2 separate regions of the Homo sapiens genome follow, and region 1 is linked to region 2. Evidence: read pairs that join two places in POLR2A ChIA-PET (ENCODE). Cell type or tissue: A673. All regions are shown on one strand.

Region 1 (4,000 bases), 210 kb before region 2:
GGCCAGGTGCGGTGGCTCGTGCCTATAATCCCAGCACTTTGGGAGGCCAAGGCAGGCAGATCATCTGAGGTGGGGAGTTCGAGACCAGCCTGACCAATATGGAGAAACCCCTGTCTCTACTAAAAATACAAAATTAGCCAGGTGTGGTGGTGCATGCATGTGATCCCAGCTACTCGGGAGGCTGAGGCAGGAGAATCACTTGAACCTGGGAGGTGGAGGTTGCAGTGAGCTGAGATCGAGCCATTGCACTCCAGCCTGGGCAACAAGAGCAGGCAAAAAAAAAGAAGAAGTTCCCAGGAACCAGAGACAGAAGAGAATTTCCTGCTTCTTTTGATCCTCGTGCTTACCCCACACCCCCCCTTCCTCTGGGTTAGTCTCACACACACACACACACACACACCCCTCCTGTACCATGAGCCCTGCCCTTGTGGTTGAGGTGGAGGGATGGATAGAGGCAATCAAGGAGTCAGGGAGTCCCAGGAGGGGAGCTGGGGGTATTCTTGCCACAAGAGCAGGAAGGTGGCCTGATGAGTGAAGGACCTGCTTCCTCAGTGGGGCTCAACCACTCACTGACTTCCTTGTTGTGGGACTTTGGACATGAGAAGTAACAGTTAACAACAGATAACAACAATAACTAATGTATATTGGATGTGCAAGGATGTATCAGCAGCTTGGGCTGCCATCACAAAATACCACAGGCCAAATGGCTTTAACAACAGGTTTTATTTTCTCACAGTTCTGGAGGCTGGAAGTCCAAGATTAAGATTCTAACTGATTTGATTTCTGATGAGGGCTCTCTTCCCAGCTTGTGGACGGCTGCCTTCTTGCTATGTCCTCACATGGCCTTTCCTCAGGTGCTTGTGCAGGCAATGTGGGTATTAGAGAAAGTGAGCTCTCCAGTGTCGCTTCTCACATGGACATGAATTCTGTCCGATCGGGGCCCCACCCTGATGACTTCATTTAATCTTAATTACTCTTTAGAGGCCCCATGTCCAAATACAACCACACTGGAGGTTACAGCTTCAACATGTGAATTTTGAGGGACACAAACATTTATTCCATAACATAGGTTTGTGCTAAGTGCTTGACATGCAGTATCATAATTGATCCATTCAATAATGCTTGCTTAATTTTCTCTCTAACTTCCTAAAATAGGTTCTTTTATTGTTACCAGATTTTTTTTTTTTTTTTTTTGAAACAGAATCTTACTCTGTCACCCAGGCTGGAGTGCAGTGACATGATCACTACTCTCCACAGCCTCAACCTCACAGGCTTAAGCGATCCTTACAGCTCAGTCCCCCAAGTAGCTGGGACTACAGGCATGTCCCACCATGCCTGGCTAATTTTTGTATTTTTGTAGGCACAGAGTTTCACCGTGTTGCTCAGGCTGTTCTCAAACCCCTGGACTCAATTGATCCTCCTGCCTTGGCCTCCCAAAGTGCTGGGATTACAGGCATGAGCCACTGTACCCAGCCTTGTCTCCATTTTATAGGTAAAGAAACTGAGGCTAGGTGACTACTGGCCCAAGGTCACACACTCTCTAAGATGGAACTTAAACCCAGAACTACTGACTTCCTGCTTATTAACTGCCACGTCTGTCTGGGCCTTAAGTTCTTCATGTTAAAAATGAGGGTGAGAAGGCCGGACGCAGTGGCTCACACCTGTAATCCCAGCATTTTGGGAGGCCAAGGCGGGCAGATCATCTGAGGTCAAGAGTTTGAGACCAGCCTGGCCAACATGGTGAAACCCTGTTTCTACTAAAAATACAAAAAAATTAGCCAGTCCTGGGGGCGCCTACCTGTAGTCCTAGCTACTTGGGAGGCTGAGGCAGGAGAATCGCCTGAACCTGGGAGGTGGAGGTTGCAGCGAGCCAAGATTGCACCATTTCACTCACGCTTGGGCAACAAGAATGAAACTGCATCTCAAAAAAAAAAAAAAAAAAAAAAAAAACTGGTGAGAATCTCTGCCCTGTCTACTTCATGCGGGGTTTTACCTGGAAGACTTTGATTCCTGCAAAGTGAGATGTGCACATATAAGTTGTTTTCCTTAAGCAGAAAATATCCAATGATAGAAGTGTTCTAAAATGTGGCTGTCCCAGGACATTCAAATTAGCCCCCCTTAATCTCAGAACTGGAAGGGAGCTTTGAGATCATCTACAGTTGATGCTTGAACAATGCAGGGGTTAGGGGCATTGACCCCCGTGCTCAGTTGAAAATCCACAGATAACTTTTCACTCCCCCAGAACTTAACTACTAATAGCCTACTGTTGAACAGAAGCCTTACTGAGAACAGAAAGTTGATTGACATATATTTTGTATGTTATAGAGATTATATACTGTATTCTTAAAGTAAGCTGGAGAAAAGAAAATGTTATTAAGGAAATCACGGGGAAGATGAAATACATTTACTATTCATTAAGTGGAAGTGGATCATCATGTTTTCCATGTTTGTTGTCTTCATGCTGAGAAGGCTCAGGAGGAGGCGGAAAAGGAAGGGTTGGTCTTGCAGTCTCAGGAGTGGCAGAGGCAGAAGGCAGTCTACCTGTAAGTGAACCTGCACAGTTTGAGCCCATGTTCAAGGGTCAACTTCAGTGTTATATAACCACTCCCCACCACATCCCACCGGGTGGGATAAGAAAACAGGTGCCCAGATAGGGGAAATGCCTTGCCCCAGGTCGTGGATTAGAACTCAGGGGAGCTTAGTCCTGGTCTACTTACTGCTCTACAGGTTCTTCCCAACAGGCTCAGCCTCAGTCTCGTCCATGAATTTTTCCAAATTGGGCCATTTGGTGGGAGCAGCGGGGTTCCACCTCACTGCTGGATTGCCATCAGGAACAGCTGGTATTCAAGAAGCATCCCCTTGTCCTGAACCAGGATATAGTGAGTTCCATGGTCACAGCTGCATGACTCTGGCCCATGCAATTTATAGCCTCCCTACCTTGGTTTTCCCATCCATTTTCCTACGATTAGCAAGTACAGGTGGCAAACTGGTGGCTCAGAAACAAGTTTGATTTTGCAGGCTGTATGTGGCTTATACATGTTTTAAAATATGATGTCATAGGGGAACAAAAGTACCTTTTTCACTACCCGTGATCGTTCTTATTTGAGGCAGACCCCTGTAACAAAAGACAGATTAAGAGAAAAACAAGTTTATTAACATATACACCTTATGAATACATGGGAGATACTGAGGGAAATGAGTAAATCTCCAAGAGATGCCCTAAATACCTTTGCCTGCTGAAGCAAAGAAGAAAAGTGAGGTGGCCAGGAAAAACACCATAAACAAGGGTAAGATTTGTTATGCAGATTTAAGTCCCTGCTTTTTCTCTTCATGAGAGTTTCCAGTGATAGAAGCGTATTTTGGGATGACATATTCTGGTCATATTAGAGTAGCATATCCTTAACCCCATAAATGCAACATTTTTAAAAATGAGAGAACTGGTCAGGCATAGCGGCTCATGCTTGTAATCCTAGCTCTACAAAAATTTCTTTTAAAAATTTGGTCAGGTGCAGTGGCTCACGCCTGTAATCCCAGCACTTTGGGAGGCCGAGGTGGGTGGATCACTTAAGGTCAGGAGTTCGAGACCAGCCTGGGCAATACGGTGAAACCCGTCTCTACTGAAAATACAAAAATTAGCCGGGCATGCTGGCAAACACCTGTAATCCTAGCTACTCAAGAGGCTGAGGCACGAAACTCGCTTGAACCCAGGAGGCAGAGGTTGCAGTGAGCCGAGATCATGCCTCTGCACTCCTGGGCAGAGAGCCTGGGCAACAGAGTGAGACTCCATCTCAAAAAAAAAAAAAAAAAAAAAAAAAATTAGCCATGAGCAATGGTGCATACCTGTAGTCCTAGCTATTCTGGAGGCTAACATGGGAGGATCACTTGAGCCTGGGAGGTTGAGACTGCAGTGAGCCATGATCATGCTACCTCACTCTAGCCTCAGTGACAAAGTGAAACCACATCTCTTTAAAAAAAAAAAAAAAAAAGCAACTGAAGTACC
Region 2 (4,000 bases):
CTAACAGTCATAACTAATTGTTCAGTATTCTTGAGAGATAAAGGGAGTTAGTCTGATACCATGCCAAGTAAGAGACTGTTAACTTTTTTTGTGTATGCTTCAGTGATAGAGTTTGCAATGGCTGGGCTCTGCTGCTGAAGTTCCATAGTGTTGCTAAATATTCTTTTCTATTCAACCCTAGAATGGCTATTGTGTATATTACTGCCCTACCCTTGCCACCTGGTCATACCAGATCCAGATAAGGACTAAATCCTTCTTTTTTTGGTCACCCAGGCTGGAGTGTAGTGGCATGATCTCAGCTCACTGCAACCTCTGCCTCCCGGGCTCAAGTGATTCCCCTGCCTTAGCCACCTGGAGTAGCTTGGATTACAGGTGTGCTCCACCATGCCCGGCAAATTTTTTTATTTTTAGTAGAGATGGGGTTTCACCATGTTGGCCAGCCTGGTCTCGAACTCCTGACCTCCAGTGGTTTGCCTGCTTCGGCCTCCCAAAGTGCTGGGATTACAGGCTTGAGCCACTGTGCCAGGCCAAGGACTAAATCCTTCTAAGTTGTCTGTTTAGACTTAGTTCCTTTGTATCATGTGCTGCTTTAGACCAGGGTTCGGCCCATACTACTTCTAGCAGATCTAAGAAGATGAAAGGAATCTAGGAAAAATAAAGGGAGAAGACAAGACAAGAAGTGATAGCATATTACCAGTTAGTTCCTGGTGTGCCCCTCTGGTTGGAGGACTCTGCTGAGCATCTTGCTCATTTTATGCAAAGGGAATTGAGCCCTTTGGGCAAAGGGTGTTGCTTCTTTGGATTTCAAGAATCTCTAGCTAATAGAGCTTAACCTCTGTTTGCATTTTTGCTTCTGTGATTTAGGGCTAATTTCCAATGGGTTGTACAAGATAATAGAAAAATGTATCATTTATCTCATTCTTGCAGTTAGTGGAGGACCTTTATTAGGAGAGGAGGCTTTCTTTTCTGACTAGGCTCCAAATTTACAGCCCCTGACCCACTTCAGGGGGTTGTGAGCAGGAAAAGCTGATGTTGCTGTCTTGACCTCTTTGCCGCCAGGATTTGGCTTCTGTGCAATTCCTAGTGGTTGTCCTCTCATTCTCTAGGGAAACGGGGAACTTTGCTCCCAGCACCTGATTAAACTGCCTCTTTGTAGGGTGGAGTCCGCTGCCTTTGTTTGTTCTCTGTGGAGCCTGTCTTAGTAATCAACTCTATGCTTGTAGGGAGAAAGTTTGAAAGGCTGAAAACAGAGGTGGATGATAGGGAAGGTGAAGTTCCTAAAGTAGTTCTCCAAATGGGAATATTCCATTGACTGAATCCAGATTGGTAATCAAATTGCCATAATGGGATGTGTCACATGTAGCTGAGCTGAATTAACAGCATCAGTAGCTTTAAAATCCCTAATGCAGTGCCTCCAAAGTGAAGAAACTTGCCAAGTAGGAATCTTAAAAATTCCCTCACCCCCTTCAAACTTTTAGATCCACACACAGTCTTTCTGCTGATTCTTAAAGGCCTGAGCTTTGTCCTACGTAGTGTTGGCTTGGGGCAGAGAGGAGGGTTGTTTTCCCTGAACATGATAAGGAGCTGAGCAGGGCAAAGTGGGGGCTCTGGCCCGTGATTGGTAGACAGGATGCCCTGGAATGCAGTTGGCCTGCAGCCCAGAATCCAGCACTTTGTATTTGTTTGTTTCTGGGAGACTGTGGTCTGGTGCTACTGTGACAGGAAGTGAGAAAGCTGGGAGTGGGGGAACAGAGAGGGTCGATGTCTTTGTGGTTCTCCTGTGAAATCTCTTTGTCCCTGGAGAGCAGCTCTGCTACAGAGCTCTGCTGAGAAGAGAGCAGCCTTTGTGTGTCTAATGGGTCTCGGAGCATCTAGCTACTCCGAGGGATTAGAGAGTGTGAATTCTGACTGTGGCCTTTTGCGTTTTAGCACTTAAGTTATATAAATGGTCCTGATCTCTTAGCACTGGGAAGCTTACTGAGTTTTGTGTGTGCTGCTATTCTTTGTGGATCTCTAGGATTTAATTAAGAAAGGAATTCTAGAAGGAAATAAATGTTAAGTAATGTTCATTTGCTGTATATGTTGCAGGTACCTTGTTGGGTTTAAAAGGGACAGAAGGAAACAGGTAATGCTGAGGTCCTTTACATTTTATATCTCATCCTTCCAATTGGCACCCTACTGCATACAGATCAGGAGAAACCTACCCGCTTAGTATTAAGAGTTACTAGCAATTCTCTAATGTTTGATCATAACTAGAGAATGGTTGGTAGTTTCCTGGGATTTTTCTTCCCTATGTCTAGACTGAAATAGCACCTGTAATACCCTCTCTCTTTTCTGCCCTCTTTTCTCTCTTGTTTTGTGTTTTCCCTGCCTTCCATTCCAGCTGTGAAACAGGCATCTTTTCTCACTTTGTGGATTGGATGGCTGAGTCCTTAACTTTGAGCCAAGCTGGCTGGTTCCTGAGCACACACACAAACCCGCCTTTGATTGTCCAGGAGGACAGCTGCCCTAGAGGCAGATTGCTAACATACCACTAGAACAATCCTTCTTCTCTGTTCTTATGCTGGCTAGCACAATCTTTACTGCCTCTAGTTCCTTCTGTTTCCCACCCCATCTCTGATCTTTGCTTTTGGCTTAGTGAGATGTCACATTAAAAATGAGAGTAGGGATTGGATTTTTTTTCTTGTGGTAGGGTTGAGGGGGTGATCAGAGAATGTGACATGTAGCCAGCTTTCTAGAGCAGGCTTGCCAGTGGTAAGGTAGGTAATTTTTACAGAGTAGTGCCTCTTTTGTTCTTAGCACCTTTCCTCCTGAGTACTAGGTTCTTATAAAAGGGAAGGTAAATCTGAAGTAGGCTGCAAGCTACTCTTCCCAAATTGAGTAAGGTTTTGTTCTTTAAAGTGAAGATAAGACCCAAAAGTCTAGCTGGCTCCATTCCACCTTCTCTTGCCTCCTTCCCCTCTCCGTAAAAAAAATGTCAACTTTGGGTTAACTTCTTAATTGGAACTAGAATGACTTTTTTTTTTTTTTTGAGACAGGGTCTTACTCTGTCACTGAGGCTGGAGTACAGTGGCACAATCTTGGCTGACTGCAGCCTGGAACCACCAGGCTCAAGTGATCCTCCCACCTCAGCCTCCCGAGTAGCTGGAACTACAGGCACATGCCACCACCCCCAGCTAATTTTTTGTATTTTTTGTAGAGATGGTGTCTTGCCATTTTGCCCAGGCTGGTCTCAAACTCCTGAGCTCAAGCAGTCTGCCTGCCTCAGCCTCCCAAAGTGCTGGGATTACAGGCTTGAACCACCTCTCCTGGCCCGAAGAATGACTTTTAACCCCAGGAAACATAGAAAATTCATACTCTTTCCACTTTATCAAGAAGGAGCATGGACTTGGAATAAAATAGGAGTTTTCACTACTTACTACTAGTTGATGAGCTTGGGCAAGATACTAAATACTTCTGGTATATAGGTAGTATACTTATTTATAAAAAGAGGCCATTACCTCAGCAGGTGTTGAAAGGATTATATGATAACTTCAAGGGGAAGAGCAATAATGCACAACTTTCTTCCCCTTCAAGATGGGATTTTCTTCTTTCAGATAAGGAGAAACATTTCCTCCTGCTATCTGTCCTAAAGCCAAGAAAGGACCTTAACACTTCTGATTGATTTATTTATAGATTGACATGCTCTGTCTCCCTGTTGCTTATCTCAAAAGGAAGACATACTCCAAACTTGATGAAAAGAATGCCTTATTGGTCTTTTCAGGGTTTTGAGGAATTGGGACTGTGTAAATCTGGCTCAATTACATGCTTCCACCTTTTCCAAGTTATTTTCAAATGATGGGCAAAGAGGTGGGGGAATGCCATAGATTGAAAGTTTGGTGAGAAGCTGCTATTTTCTTTCTTTCTTTCTTTTTCAAGATGGAGTTTCACTCTTATTGCCCAGGCTGGAGTGCAATGGCGCAATCTCTGCTCACTGCAACCTCCACCTCCTGGGTTCAAG

The links. Peaks named below come from ENCODE experiments on the same cell type or tissue, not always from the same donor. Only the 100,000 strongest peaks of a DNase experiment are listed, where the experiment ranks them.
Region 1: POLR2A ChIA-PET joins it to region 2 with 10 read pairs; 2 of 35 experiments call an interaction of 5 or more read pairs at or near these places.

What each region holds. Positions count from the first base shown.
Region 1 is chr11:57,571,427-57,575,426 of GRCh38, forward strand. No RefSeq gene overlaps it. Among named protein-coding and RNA genes, the nearest start is that of UBE2L6, 5.8 kb to the left of the region's middle. In A673, no CTCF peak of the experiment used is centred here; no DNase peak of the experiment used is centred here.
Region 2 is chr11:57,777,041-57,781,040 of GRCh38, forward strand. All of the region lies in intron 1 of CTNND1 (catenin delta 1), which reads left to right. All of the region lies in intron 2 of TMX2-CTNND1 (TMX2-CTNND1 readthrough (NMD candidate)), which reads left to right. Among named protein-coding and RNA genes, the nearest start is that of CTNND1, 17 kb to the left of the region's middle. RefSeq lists a silencer at 1,519-1,721 and enhancers at 1,677-2,563, 2,564-3,449. In A673, no CTCF peak of the experiment used is centred here; a DNase peak (open chromatin) is centred at 1,711; H3K4me3 peaks cover 1,508 bases; H3K27ac peaks cover 3,707 bases.